Linked DNA regions of Homo sapiens: regions 1 and 3 are each linked to region 2. Evidence: chromatin loops called from intact Hi-C (ENCODE). Cell type or tissue: GM12878. All regions are shown on one strand.

Region 1 (5,000 bases), 160 kb after region 2:
TGTGTATATGTGTGTATTATATATGTCTGTACACACATACGTTTCATTACATATATTTTCTTCCCTTTTTTTGCAAATATAACATTTCATGTATTGTTATGTGATTTGCTTTTTTTTCCCTTTAATATCCTGGAGAACATTCCATAGCTGCATACATGACATTTCCTCATTTCTTTTTAAAGCCATATTGCTGTGTGTTGCATGGATATACTATGCTTTATTTAGCCAATCAAGTACTACCATTAGTTAGTAACCATTTTTTTCTATTACAAACTATGTTGAATATATGAACCTGCCCCACTATTTCCAATATTTCCTCACAAGTGCTATTTTATCTTCTGAAGATAAAGCCTCCTGGTTATTGGAGAGGGCCCAGGTAAACGGCCTATATGGCTATTTTCTATTTTACTAAAGGGGATTGGAAGGGAAAGCAGGGGAGAAACCCACAGAGTGGACACTAAGGCAAATTAATTATTGAGGTCGGACAGCACTTTGCTGGGATCGCTGGAAGGTTGAGTCATTGGAGTATGGAAAAATCCCAATTAGATGATTAATTTAGGTACTGGGTATGCTTTTAGCCTATGGCCATGGAGTCAGGAAAAGAAACAATTACCTCTCCAAATTGCCATGCTGGGCTGATTAATTTTTAATTGAGTCTTGTTAAAGGCATGGAAAACTCTGACATATATAACCTGGAGAAATAGGCCTTAGCCAGTGGGAGCCACTCGTCCCCACAGGAACCTACAGATTTAACTGGAGAGGAGGGTGATTTAGATAAAGCCTGGAGGCAGGGGTTGGCAGTGATGTGGAGAGGACTCAGCTACCTTGGAGAGAAAGCTGGACTTCAAAGTAAAGTGTCAAAGGGACAGCTGATCTTCTTTCTGGCTGTCTATAGCCTACCCCATGGGGCCTTGATGTGTAGAGGGCTGTTCTCATATCATTTGCTGCCTAAGATGAAAACAACTGGCACTGCATTTAATGAAGTATCTTAAATTGCATTGCTGTGTAGAAAATTTAGATGAGGCTGAAGCCCTAATCCTTGACTTCCCTTTGGCCCTGTATAATATGAGGAGAGAGAAAGAGAGAGAAAAGGAGGAGAGAGAGAATGAATGTCACATCCTCAATGGGTGTTCAAACTGTTCTAACATGAGAAACAAATCGAGTATTGGGCGAAAGGTGTAGATGTGGCACAAAACAACTTGAAGAGAAGTGTGGATTTATACCAAGATACTGGCATGCTAGAAACCAGAAAGAATCCTCAGGTGACATCTTGGAATTTTTGAGTTTTCTAAGTGTATTAGTTTGTTCTCACACTGCTATAAAGAAATACCTAAGACTGGGTAATTTATAAAGAAAAGAGGTTCAGTTGGCCAATGGTTCTACAGGCTGTACAGGAGGCATGGCTGGGGAGGCCTCAGGAAACTTACAATCAAGGCAAAAGGTGAAAGGGAAGCAGGCACGTCTTACATGGCTGAAGCAGGAGGAAGAAAGAAAAGGGGCAGATGCTACACATTTTAAATAATCAGATCTTGTGAGAACTTACTATTACAAGAACAGAAAGGGGGAACCACCCCTGTGATTCAATCACCTCCCACCAGACCCCTCTTCCAACACCGGGGATTACAATTCAACCTGAGATTTGGGTGAGGACACAAATTCAAACAATATCACTAAAGCTTCAGCTCCATTAGGTAACAAGACCTCATCTGCAATGACACCAATGTGCTAAAGGTATTGCACTGAGCCTTTCATAGGTGTTAGGCTTTCCTGGTTCCTTAGGAATCTCAGGGACTAAAGAGTGCCTGTGAATAGACCCTTAAGTGTTGGGCCAAGTGCAGTAGCTCATGCCTGTAATCCCAGCACTTTGGAAGGCTGACATGAGGGGACTGCTTGAGGCCAGGAGTTTAAGAATAGCCTGGGTAACATAGTGTGATCCCATCTCTATAAAAATAAAAAATAAAAGACTCATAAGTGCAAGTTGTTTACATGATTGTACCATATGCAATTTAATGTAAATTAATTAGCATCATGTCCCTGTTGGGAGACTTCCTCTTAAATCACTTTAATTAGTATCTTTATTATCAAGGAGATACTAATAAGTGAAAGGAGGTATTTGATGTCTGGGCAACAGAGCAAGACCCTTCCAAAAAAAAAATCCCAACAACCAAACAAAAATGATATCATCTTCATTTCACGGATGAGAAAACAGAAGTTAAGTGAGTAAGTAATTTCCCCAAGATCACACAGCAAGACAGTGGCAGGCCTGGTGGTTAGAGCCAGTTATGCACACCTCCTTTTTCCTCTGCATTTAGGTGTAATAATTTTGCTGTCTGTGCTGTCACTGTAGACTGAATCAGTCTCAGCCCTCATCTCACCGCATTTTCTTGGTCTCACATTTGGACTTTGAGAGCCAGACATATTAGTTTTGAATCACAGCCATGTTACTAACTTCTGTGTAACCATGGTAATATCACTTCATCTCTCTAATTTTCAGTTTCTTAATTTATGAAATAGGGATTATACCTTCCTTAGCTTGTTGTGAGGGTTAAATGAAGCCAAGGCAGATGATATCTGTCAAGAGTTTAGCACATATCTGTTGTACAGTAAGCATTCAATAAATGATGCCTACATTTATTGTTTTTGTTCTCTAAAGGGAGATCAGCTGAAAGACTGGTTTATGTGAAAAAAGAAGAGCTTTGAATAATGCTGTAGTTAACTAATACATGTGAATAATACACTAATATTCAGAGAGTACCTTCTAGGCCAGGATGAAACCAGTGGTTGAGTCAGAGTTACAGAAGCATGAGAAGCAGCCACAGTTTCAAGATTAGCACATGAAAAAATGTCTGAAATATTAGTAATAATAAGGTGCTGTTTACAATAAATTAGATTCTTGTTTACAAGTATTCACTCTCTTCTCTTACCTCCATGGGGAGGGTGCACTTCCAAGGAAGTTGATTTTGGGTATGACCATGGGACTTTTTGTCTTCTTAGTAGGTAAAATATACTTGTGACTCTCAATGTGTTCTTAGTCATTGACTTGTTTTGGCCAATAGGATCAGTAGAAGTGACACAGCTCACTTGCATAGTTGGAGTTTGCTTTCTTGCTCTTCTATTGCTGTGAAATGACCATGCCTTGGCCAGACCTCTGGTCTATGTAGAGTGAAAGGCACATGGAGCATATCTGGATTCAATCTGAATCCTGGGCTGCCCAGGTGAGCTTGGCCTTGAGCTTGGCCTATATGATTAACTCCCATCCCATCTGCAGATACATGAGCAAGAATAAATACCATTATGTGCCATTAGGTTTTTGTGGTAGTTTGCAGGAATAGACAACTGATAGACAAATGTTAGGTATATGATAATTGTACAACCTATGTCAGCATTTATCTTAGGTTTTATCAGCACATAATACAGATTTCATCATTTAAAGAGCGTATCTCCACATTTTCTTTTCTGGTTTGCATAAAGCTGGAGCATGCCTTGTATTCTTAGACAAGTCACCCAGGCCTTTCTATGTCTGTTTCTCCATTTGAAGAAGAAATATTTTACTTGCCACCTACCTTTCCCCAGGAGTCATAAATTAACAGTTGAAAAACTCTTTGAGATCTCCCATGAAAGTTACAATTTAAGCAGAAGCATGCCTATTATTTATTTTTATTATCCATTTTAAAATTGAATACTTAGAGCAAATAGATTTTCCAGCCACCAAAAAGGAAGTTTCTTCTATGCCACAACATATTATGGATTGGGCACTCTCCAACTATAGACTATATTTCCCATTTATAGCACTAATTTAGATGTTTATGGGTCTGTAAATGTATTCCGTTTCTCCTGGGGCTTCTGAGTACCTATAATAGTCTAATATTTTGGAACACTAAATGATGCCTTGGGCAAAATATAAAACAGGAGAATAAGAGAGGCAGGGAAAGAATTGGGTAACAATAAAGACAGTTTTTACAAAAAGTACTAAAAAGATAAATAATTTTAGACTCCCAGAATTACCCTGGAATATAGTCCAATTTGTGGTGATTGTCTCTCCTTCATGTTACAAATTATCACTATTATATCGAGTTTCTATTGAGTGCTTAGCATACAACTATTTGTGGAAGAGGACATATTTATACTAATAACTCACATTTATAAGTCCTTGCTCTGTGCCAAGTACTATGCTGGTGCTTTTAAATAACTATCTCATTTAGTTCTCTCACGAACTAATGCATTGTTAGTATTACCATTCTTGATGCTCCAAGAGGTTAAATGACTTGCCCAAGTTAATTCAGGTTCTTCTTTTTTGGAGAAAGCCCAAGCTCTTAATCATTATGCTGTACTTCATAGTGACTGACATGGTCCTTGTTTACAAGTTATGAAGATGATGAAGCCAACATAAAAAAAGCATAAGACATTTAAGCATATGTAATGAAAATCATTGTGATATCCTCAAAATAACTCTAGGGAGATAACTAGCATGGAAGAATATGGAAATTAATGCCTGCTGTGACATTGCAGCTTACCTGTGGCTTTTGTTTATTTTATTTTATTTTTGCAATCCCTGTTTTAACACTGAGGTAGATAATCAGGATTTTAGTCTAAAACTGAAGATAGTTCTGTCTTGAGCTATATGGAATTTTCTATGCAGTGATGTACAATAGATTGACTATGTAATTATTGTTCTTGCCACTTGTAATTTGAAAGACAGCATTATGAAAATTAGTTGAACAAAAATCTACTAACATAAAGTTCAGAATCAGAGGAAATATCATGGATGAGGGGTTCTTTCTAACTTGAATTTTTACATGGAACTCTAATCTATGTCAAGGTGTAAAAGTCAGTCTCTTTTCAGGAACTGAAAAATTCAAGCGACATTTTCAAAACTATCTTGGTGTTTTTGAAATCCTCAAGAGGAGGAATCATATTTTCATTACTCTCATCTATCTTATAAAATTTGAGACCTGAAGGGATCAGAGTTTGCTTCTAGGCATTGAGGTTCTGACATACTC
Region 2 (5,000 bases):
TACTCCATTCATTTTATTCACTTTACATCCTGCACACAGCAGTGACTGTTCCAATTTCAACCCCTAATTCATACAAATCTGGTTCCAATCAGGAGATTAGTAACTTACTGCCTAAGCAGAAACAAATCACACAATTGCTAAGCTTATCTTTCTACCCATGCACAGACACGTACATGTGCTTGAAATGGACTCATTCATGGGCAGATGCAGATTCATACAGACAGCAAAGCTTCATCAATGTGGATATAGCTAGGAAATTTCATTTGCTGGCACAACATGTGATAGGGACAGATACATGAAACTGACACGAAGAAGGCATTGTCTACATATATTCAGATGTGCCCAAGTCTCGAAACTGATTCAATAATTGTGCCCCTATTATGTCTTCTATATCACAAATATTTCTGTACTGAATCATATTTTAAACATATTAGGATGAGTCATTAAAAGACTCCCTACACTTTGTTCTTTCGCAGACTATGGCTTTATTCTGTGAGTTAACTACCACGGCTCAGTATGTTTGTTTACAAATTCATTTTTATGTTCAAAGGGTTTCCATACAATTGGACACCACTTTTTTTAAGGAGGTGAAATTGCAGCAGGATGAACCTGACAGTAATAATAAGCGAAGTTTTTCTGATTATATACGTAAAACTTCAACACAAGTCACCAAGGTAGGAAGAGAATTCACATTTCCTGAATATTTTTTGAAATCATATCTCATTTGTCTGGAAAGGATTAAGATCAGCCCTGCAGAGGTCTGCTCTGAGGCTCCTTGTTTAGCGAGTCTGTGATTTAGGGATATCTGTCCATAGTCATTCTGCAGGAAAGATGAGGGTAGGTGAGCATCTGCACTCAGGGTAGGAGGGAAGGTAGGGTAGGTATGTGAAGCAGTTTGCTCTTTAGATGATGGCACACAGAAGCTGACCTAAAGAACAAATCATCACAGCGACTGGCCATCAGATGGCGAGAATAATGGTGATTGTTTTGTTGTTTTTAAATATTGTGTATATTTTTGCTCAACACATATGTTATGCTGCTACAAAACGGACACAGTGAGACTAAAAATATGTCTCAGTGTTTCATACTACCAGTGCTTTATTTAGGGGACTTGATTTTGATTCCTTACTGAAAAGGATGTTTTCCAAAGCCTTGGAGAGATGGGAATGAACGCGATGCTAATACAGCTTTTTTGAAAGCCTAAAATCGATTCATCACCTAGAGACCTCTAGGGTTTCATCCTCCTTTCCTTTCCTTTTTGACTCCTATATTACAGAAAAAGGCAAAGTGCCAGATTTAGAGCTTACAAAACAAATACAAAAGCAAAAAACCCACAAAAATCACCACCACCATCACCACTGAACAACCGTGTCTTAGAATCATATCTCTTTCACTTGCTGGTTAAATGGCCTTGACTTCTCTGAGCCTCTTACTCTAGATGGAAGATGAAACAATGCAAACATGATGCTTAGAACATCACAGGACCTCAATGGTGGCCATTAATTACAGGTTTGATGTGAGGACTATGAATTCATATTTGTGAAAATATTTGGAAATCTATGCATTGTTAAATTATGCATCGTTACTATTTCTTGGTGTAATTATATATACATTTTTTAACCTTTAAGTTCAGGGGTGCAAGTGCAGGCTTGTTTCATGGATGAATTTGACACATGGGGGTTTGTGGTACAAATTATTTTATGACCAAGGTATTAAGCCTTGTACCCTTTGGTCATCTTTCCTGATCCTCTCCCTCCTCCCACTCTCCACCCTCCAAAAGGCTCCAGTGAGTTTTATTCTTCTGTGTCCATGTGTTCTCATCATTTAGCTCCCACTTATAAATGAGAACACGCAGCATTTGGTTTTCTGTTCCTGTGTTAGTTTGCTAAGGATAACGACCTCCAGTTCTATCCATGTCCCTGCAAAGGGCATGATCTCATTCGTTTTTATGGCTGTGCTGTATTCCATTGTGTATACATACCACTGTTTCTTTATCCAGTCTGTCTTTGGTGGGCATTTATGTTGATTCCATGTCTTTGCTATTGTGAATAGTGATGTCTTTATAACAGAATGATTTATATTCCTTTGGGTATATACCCAGTAATGGGATTGCTGGGTCAAATGCTGGTTCAATTTTTGTCTTTAGGTCTTTGAGGAATCACCACACTGTCTTCCATAATGGTTGAACTAATTTACACTCCTACCAACAGTGGATAAGCATTCCTGTTTCTCCATAACCTTGCCAGCATCAGTTATTTTTTGACTTTTTAATAATAGTCATTCAGACCAGTATTAGATGGTATCTCATTGTGGTTTTGATTTGCATTTCTCTAATGTTCAGTGATATTGAGCTTTTTTCATATGATTGTTTGCCACGTGTATATCTTCTTTTGAAAAGAGTCTGTTTATGTCCTTGGTGCAATTATATTTCAAATAGGTGAATTTTTACCTGTCTGTGTCTACCTACTTGATATGGTTTGACTATGTCCCCACCCAAATCTCATTTTGAATTATAGTTCCCATAATCCCCAAGTGTTGTGGGAGGGACTCCATGGGAGGTGACTAGATCATGGGGGCTGTTCTCATGATAGTGAGTTCTCATGAGAACTGATGGTTTTATAAGAGGCATTTCCCCCCTTCACTCTGCACTTCTCTGTGCTGCTGCCATGTGAAGGATGTGTTTGCTTCCCCTTCTGCCAGATTGTAAGTTTCCTGAGGCCTCCCCAGCCCTGCAGAACTGCAAGTCAATTAAACTTCTTTCCTTTATAAATTACCCAGTCTCGGGTATTGCTTCATAGCAGTGTGAGAATGGACTAATACACTACTCTCCCCAACCAAGCTTCAGCCCTAGCCTACCACCTGCTGTATTCTCTTTGAATTGGAGGAAACACCATCACCTTCATTTTTAGGTAAATCTTAAGCATCTTATAGCTACTGCTAAAGGCCTGGGTCAGCAAGCGCCTGAGGAGCCGGGGAAGTTTCTATCAGCAGGAATTGCAGTTCTGATGAAATTCATAACATGCCTGTCATACAGTGCTTGAGAATATGGAGGCCCAGATCTCAGATTAATACCCAGAAAGCCACATTTTATTCATGAATGCCAAGTCACACTAACCTGGGGAAGTCCTTGGAGTCTTAACTGGGACTTTCCTGACCGCTTTCTGACCTGCACCATCTTTTTTTTTTAACTGTGGTACAATATACACACCATAAATTTATCATCTTAACAATTTTTAAGTGTAGAATTTAATGGAATTAAGTACATTTACATTGTTGTGCAACCATCACGACTATTCATCTCCAGAATGCTTTTCATCTTATAAAACTGAAATTCTGTACTCACTAAACACTAATTACCTATCTCTCTTCCCTCAGCCCCTGGCAGCCACCACTCTAGTTTCTATCTCTATAGATTTGTCTACTCTCAGTATCTCATATAAGTGGAATCATATACTATTTCTCCTTTCGTGACTTATTTCATTTAGCATCATGTTCGCAAGATTCATCCTTGAGACATGCGTCACCCCTTTTTGTGTGAGGAGGAAGCGGCAGCTACACCCCTAGAAGCATTTAGGGGGTGTCGAGGAACCAACACATTGAGTCTCCGTGAGGTCATTGGGTACTGACAACAATCCAAGGTGAGATATCAATGCTAGCCTTACTTGTAACTGGTGATGATAAACCACGATCAGCAGCTCTTGACATTCCAGGGGTTCTGAAAAGAATTCTAGGAGAGAAGGACTCCCAGCAGAAAAGCACTGGGAGGCAGCTCTTACGTGCAGGCAGTCACTACATGGAAACTTGTGGTAGGGTTTCTCACTGCAGGGGAAGGCTCACTATAGCAGCACTTTCTCTCTCTATTTCACAGATGCCATCAGGAGGGATCTTTGGCTTGGGGAAACACTGTTTTCTCTTCCTGCCTTTGGGTGACTGTACAAACTTAAAAAAAAAAAAAAGAAAAAAAAAAAAAGAAACCCTCCAGCTTCAGCACAGCTCCACACAGGGTGTCTAGCCAAAATGCAAAGTTTTACCACAGTGCACAGGCAGACAGTGTTTTTCAAGTGCGGGAACAGAGTGAGGTGCCTTTCAGCACCTTTTTCGGCACTTCTTTAAAAAATGATTTAAATTGGAGGCAATAGCACCAAATGCTGAACATCTGACACGCAGACAAGACTTAATGAATCATACACTTTAACAACATCACTCTTCTCTAGCCACTTGACTTGGCGTCCATGGTTGTTGGTTTTTTCTCCCCCACAAAAACATTTGTTCTGCAGACTATTTGCTAGTTAGAGTGTCCTGGGCAACTCTTCATATTCATGGCAGGGAGAACTGGCCCAGGAAAACCTGCAGACCTGAGTTCCTCTTAGAGTCTTCTCTTTCTCTCTGGATCTGAATTTCAGAGAGAAAGGACAGCAGTGCTCCTTAGAGACTGGACTTAGAACCACCTTTAGTCTATCCCCAGCTTAATCTCTTGCAGAATATTCAAGTTGCACAACCAAATGTTTTCAACCCTACAACATCCAGCATGATCATGACTGATTTGAATCAAAATACTAAAAAGCACGTCATTTTGTAGGTAGAAGAATTCTAATTCAGAGGAAAAGACAGTAATTCTGAGTATTGCGTTGGAGTGAATCATTATCCTTGGTGTCATAAATTAAACCTCACTTGGCAGGGGATGGTAGTATAGCTCATAGCTTGCTGATAATTGCCAAGGGCACAGGCAGAGTGGACAGAGGCTGCCCAGCTTTGACAAGGATTGTGCATCAGTGTCTCACCTGCCTTTCTGATGGGTAACTGTCTGATCATTAGTCTGCTGGCACTCAGCACCATGGGCAGGGAGGATGATGAGGCCATTCCTTCTGTGACGGCAATGCATGCAAACAATTTAATCTTCCACTCCAATTCTTAATGTAAATGTTTAATATAAACCTGATGTTAACATGATGTACATGAATTTACTGGCAGGCAAAGCTGGGATTTACATTATGCTGAAA
Region 3 (5,000 bases), 310 kb before region 2:
ACACTTTGGGAGGCCGAGGCAGGTGATCACCTGAGTTCAGGAGTTCGAGACCAGCTTGGCTAACATGGTGAAACCCCATTTCTACTAAAAATACAAAAACAAAAAACCAAAAACAAACAAACAAACAAAATTTGCCAGGTGCGGTGGCCCATGCCTGTAATCCCCTACACGGGAGGGTGAGGCAGGAGAATTGCTTGAATCCAGGAGGCAGACGTTGCAGTGAGTGGAGATCATGCCAGTGCACTCCAGCTTGGGCAACAAGAGCGAAACTCCATCTCTAAATAAATAAATAAAAATAAAAGGGAAATACAAACATGCTTGGGGTGCAGACTTCGAGGCAGGGAGGCCCACATTGCATCTTATTTACCAATTACAACATATATGCTTTGGGGTCAGTGGTTCTAACAGTGTGGTCCCTGGGAGCCACCTGAGTATCACCTGAGAGCTTGCTGAAAATGTAAACTCTGTGACCCACCTTTAGACTCACTGAATCAGCCACTCTGCAGGTGTGTCCAGAAATCTATGTTTCATGAGCCTTCCAGGTGTTTGAGAACCACTCCTTGGATAATTCTTAATGTAAGGGGTCTCAGTTCTGCTGACATGTAAGGGTCACTTGGGGTGAATTTTAAAAACATAGACCAATTATATCAGAATCTCTGGAGTGTAGAGAATGGGCATCCAAAAACAAAAACAACTTTTTTGCAGCCCAGTTTGAGAGCTACTGGCTTCACCTCTCAGATGCTATTTGGCCATATCTGAATGGAGATACTAATTCCTAATGCCAGTGCAGTAGAAGGGAAGACACAGGGGTTAGCAGATGAGAAGCACCTGCCAGGGAGAACATTCCAATAAGAAATAACTTCTGTGAACCTGGCCCCAACTCCATTCAGATGGAGACTTGCTTTTTTCAAAGAGGGCACTTGACTCTGACATTAATAATGACAGAGGGAAAAGAAATGAGGGAAGGAGAGGAAGAGGAACAAACAAGATTGGGTTTGTGGCAATGCCCCAGAGACCCGTGATCTCCGTTGTTAGCCTACACATAGAGGGAGAGGTATTGTATCTCTTGATCTCTGCCATCTCTGCTTCACCTTCTATTGGGAAGTGGCTGTTGGTTTTCAACTATAAAGTTCCCTTGAGTGTTGAGGTTCCTAATCTAGTGTTTACAAGGCATCTCAAGAAAAAACAGAAAACTATTAGATCACCTTTCTAGCCCTGGACCACCTACCAAGAACCCATCCTCTGCTCTGATGTTTTTGCTTTTTTATTTTTGCTGGATGCATGAGCGTGCAGGACTAGAGCTTCAGCTTCCTTCCTTCTTTCCTCCTCTTTGTCTCATGTCCACACTCTGCTCTGGAGGAGCCACAGATATCAGGTGTGTGATTCATTCCAAGCTGTCATTTTCAGCAGTGCATTGGCCAGGTCCAGATTTTCTTTCTTCCTTCTACATCCTCCCCTCGCGGTGGGGATGATGATCGGGGTAATGAAAACCCTCCACAGCCCTCTCTCTTTTCCCCAGCTCTCCTCTCCACCACTCAATAGGAGCTTTGTCTTCACAAAGAGCAAACCTGAAACCCATCCGGCCCCAGCAATTGTTGTCTGCCGGCTCCTGTGCTATTTGGATCCTGACTCTGTTAGAGATCTTGTAATTTAAACTTCAACCTGCTTATTAGAAATTTGAAAGAAATTATCTAATAATATTTAAAATATCAGGAAAAGCAGACAAAGACTCTTCTCTCCCATCCCCCTTCCTGTGCTTGTCTTGCGCCCCTCCTTTTGGGTCATTCTGAGACCTAGGCTCACTACATGGTGCTGGGAATTGATTCATCTTAAACAAATGTCATGAATCGCTCACCTGTTTCCAGGGTTCTAAGGGCGAGATGTGGCTGGCTGGAGTCCTTTTATTTTGGGGGAGGAACTGAAAGTACAGCTCTGGTTTTTCTGTCCCCTTGGGTTTTCAGCTGAGAATTTCAGCAGTCTCATCTTCTAGATGCTTGGAACTGTTTATTCTGTGTGGTCAAAATTGAATTATTACTCTGACTAGTGTTGCTGCAAAAACAATGAGCTTTCATCTTCCCACTTGCCCATTTCCTACTCCCTGACTCTTTGGAGAGCTGGCCTTTGTGAACCCGTGTGTGTGTGTGTGTGTGTGTGTGTGTGTGTGTGTGTTTAGCAGGGAGTGGATTGAGGGAACTGCTATTCTTTGTTCATTTCCCCTTGAGATGATAATTCAAATATTGTCGTTCCAGGAATGGGCTTGATCCTGCCCTCCTCACTCTGAGTCAGAAGGTACTTGTGCTGCCTTGAACAAGGAAGGGTAGCTTTACTATTATGGGAAGAGTCAAAAGGTCTAGGTCACTATGGCTCTGCCCAGGCTTGCTGTGCGGCCTTGAGAGCATGGCTTCCACCCTCTGGGTTTATGTTCTTTCTTTTTATGGTAAAGGGAATTTGGCCACTACAGCCCATTCCGTCTCCAAAAGCCTGCATTTCCACACTAGTGAGCATCTCCAGAGTGGCGAACAACTTGCGTTTCCAGAGTCAGTGCCTAGACCCCTTGGCCCTTCTTCCCCAAATCTCAGATCCACCTTCCCAAGCTCTTCCATTCAGCTTCGTCTCTTACATGAGGAGTAGAGGGGAGATCTAGCGATGGCCATGGGTTTGGATGTATGAAGGATAGTTAGTTCTCTAGGCAGGTGGAGCTCCAAGAATGGGGCAGGACCAGTGGGATTTGCATCACTGGGGAACTTGTTGTAAATGCAAACTCTTGGGTGAATAAGACATCTCGGGGACGGGTCCCAAGAGTCCGGGTTTTAACAAGCCCTTTAGGTGACTCTAATGGATGTTCAAGTCTAAAGCCCACTGTTTTGGCCTCAATTGGAAGAGGTCAGCAAGGGAATATAGACACAGCCTGCATCCTTTTTGGTCCATTACATACTGGATCCTTTGTTCTCCCATGGACAGGAGCAGGGCCATGTCCTTCTGGAGAAGTCTGACATTCTCTACATGGGCCCAGGCTCTCTAAATGTCTTTTTTTTCCCAGAAAAGTTGACTTCTTCCCCCTCTGAGTGTGGCAGCCAGATTGTTTGGATTTGGGAAAATGGCTAAAAGTGGGAATACAAGAAAATAGATCAAATGAAGAAAATGTAGTTTTCACTTGGGCCACACATTCAACATCAAGTGACAACTTAGTGGTAATCGTCATTATTATTCCTCTAACATGTATTATCTGAGAATCCACAAGGCATAGCTGAACTGCAAGGCAAGTAGGTGCAGAAGAAGACATGCCATCTGATCCACAGTTCAATGGTGGGGCAACCTGACTCTGTTTCTGGCAGTGAGATGACATATGCCAGGAAGTTCCCTTCCTTTACTCAAAGCTAAAAACTTCTCTCCCAGGAACTGAGCTTCTAAGCAGCTGACTGTTGGGTCCTTAATAAATTAAAAAAACTATTTATTAAATATTTACCTGCATGTGTCTCAGTACTGAAAATTTCTAAAAAACAAATAGTCTTTCAAAGCTAATCAGTTTTCTGTACTATCCAGAAACCATGCTCCCAGATATTTATCTCACTCATTTGAACACTGTAGTCCACAGAAAATTCTACACATGAGTGTTTATGGCAGCTTTATTCATAATTATCCAAAACTAGAAGCAACAATGATGTGTTTCAATAGCTAAATGGGTCAGGACACTTTGATGCATACATATGATGGAATACTATTCAGTGACACAAAGGCATGAGCTATCAAGTCATGCAAAAACGTGGATGAATCTTAAATACATATTGCTAAGTGAGAGGAACTGGTCTGAATGAGTACATGCTGTGTGATTCTATTTATATGATATTCTGGAAAAGGCAAAAATATAGACAGCAAAAAACCCAGTGGTTTCCAGAGGTTCTGGAGGGAAGGAGTTGAACAGGTGTTGTGCAGGGGATTTTTTAAGGGCAATGGAATTATTCTGTTTGATTCCGTAATGGTGGATACAGGACACTATGCGTTTGTCAAAACCAATAGAACTTTATGGCACATTGAGAATCTTAATGCACGCAATTTAACAAATTGTTTAGGAGATTGGGAGATCACAGAGTGGAATGAAGAATGTGACAAAATAATCTAGATATATTATAGTTGTATGAAGCAAGCTAACTGAAGGGGTTGGTGGGAAAAGGTGCTGATCTAAGCAACTTTGAAATGAGGGGGGTAAGACTAAATGCAAAGGAAATGCCCGCAAGCACTCTACTGTAGCTGATAAGGTTGTTTTCCATGGGGGTATGGGTCAACAATTCTGATACTGCTATCCACATAGACTGCAATTGAACAATCCTGTAAATGGATGGTGAATGGTGGGAAGCTTGTTTTTCACTGTGGGAGTGGGACTTTAAAGCTCAGCAATGGGAGGAGTCTAGGATGATCTATGTGGTAATGGATTAGAGTTGGAAAAATATCAGTATAAGTTTATGTTTAGCTTAATAGAGATACAGATGATTACATATAGAAACATTTGTAAATACATGTGTGTGGAGAGACATGGACTAGTATATGCACATACCTTTCCTTGCTTTGTCAGCTGGAAGGGCTTAGAATTAACCACACCCTAGTCACAATGAGCACACTGAGAGCCCAGATCTTGTTTTCTAGTACTATTCTGCAGTAAGAAGAACTAGAGCTCCTTGGAGAAATAGCTGATTCTAGAGGTAGGGCAGGACATATCCAAGATAAGCCTGGAACATCAGTAGAGCCAGAACGTAAGGAAATGCTCAAAATACAAGCAAACAAAATTACAAAAACTAACAGACACAATGATGGGGATGGGTCAAAGGAACACTGGCACCAACGGAAAGAACTCCCAATGGCCAAAGCTGGAACAATTTGAATAAGAAAATAAAGCTAACTAGATTATAACCCAAAGTATAAAACAAATACCCATGAGTCCATACTGCTATAAAGAAATGATTGGATCAATAAATAAATGAGAGCTAGTAGACAAATCTCCCATG

Evidence for each region. Hi-C counts contacts between places; a loop is a spot of excess contacts. Peaks named below come from ENCODE experiments on the same cell type or tissue, not always from the same donor. Only the 100,000 strongest peaks of a DNase experiment are listed, where the experiment ranks them.
Region 1: a loop joins it to region 2, with 5 times the contacts of the local background. A loop is called at or near these places in 1 of 110 quality-filtered maps.
Region 3: it touches region 2 in a loop (4-fold over the local background); 1 of 110 quality-filtered maps calls a loop at or near these places.

The regions. Positions count from the first base shown.
Region 1 is chr17:71,848,348-71,853,347 of GRCh38, reverse strand. No RefSeq gene overlaps it. Among named protein-coding and RNA genes, the nearest start is that of ROCR, 180 kb to the left of the region's middle. In GM12878, no CTCF peak of the experiment used is centred here; a DNase peak (open chromatin) is centred at 2,798; H3K27ac peaks cover 623 bases.
Region 2 is chr17:72,003,823-72,008,822 of GRCh38, reverse strand. No RefSeq gene overlaps it. Among named protein-coding and RNA genes, the nearest start is that of ROCR, 20 kb to the left of the region's middle. RefSeq lists enhancers at 2,508-2,577, 3,098-3,247, 3,438-3,777, 4,178-4,257 and a silencer at 3,898-3,967. In GM12878, a CTCF peak has its summit at 2,872; DNase peaks (open chromatin) are centred at 3,022, 3,392 and 3,852; H3K4me3 peaks cover 1,218 bases; H3K27ac peaks cover 3,209 bases.
Region 3 is chr17:72,314,891-72,319,890 of GRCh38, reverse strand. No RefSeq gene overlaps it. Among named protein-coding and RNA genes, the nearest start is that of LINC02003, 25 kb to the left of the region's middle. In GM12878, no CTCF peak of the experiment used is centred here; a DNase peak (open chromatin) is centred at 1,940; H3K27ac peaks cover 684 bases.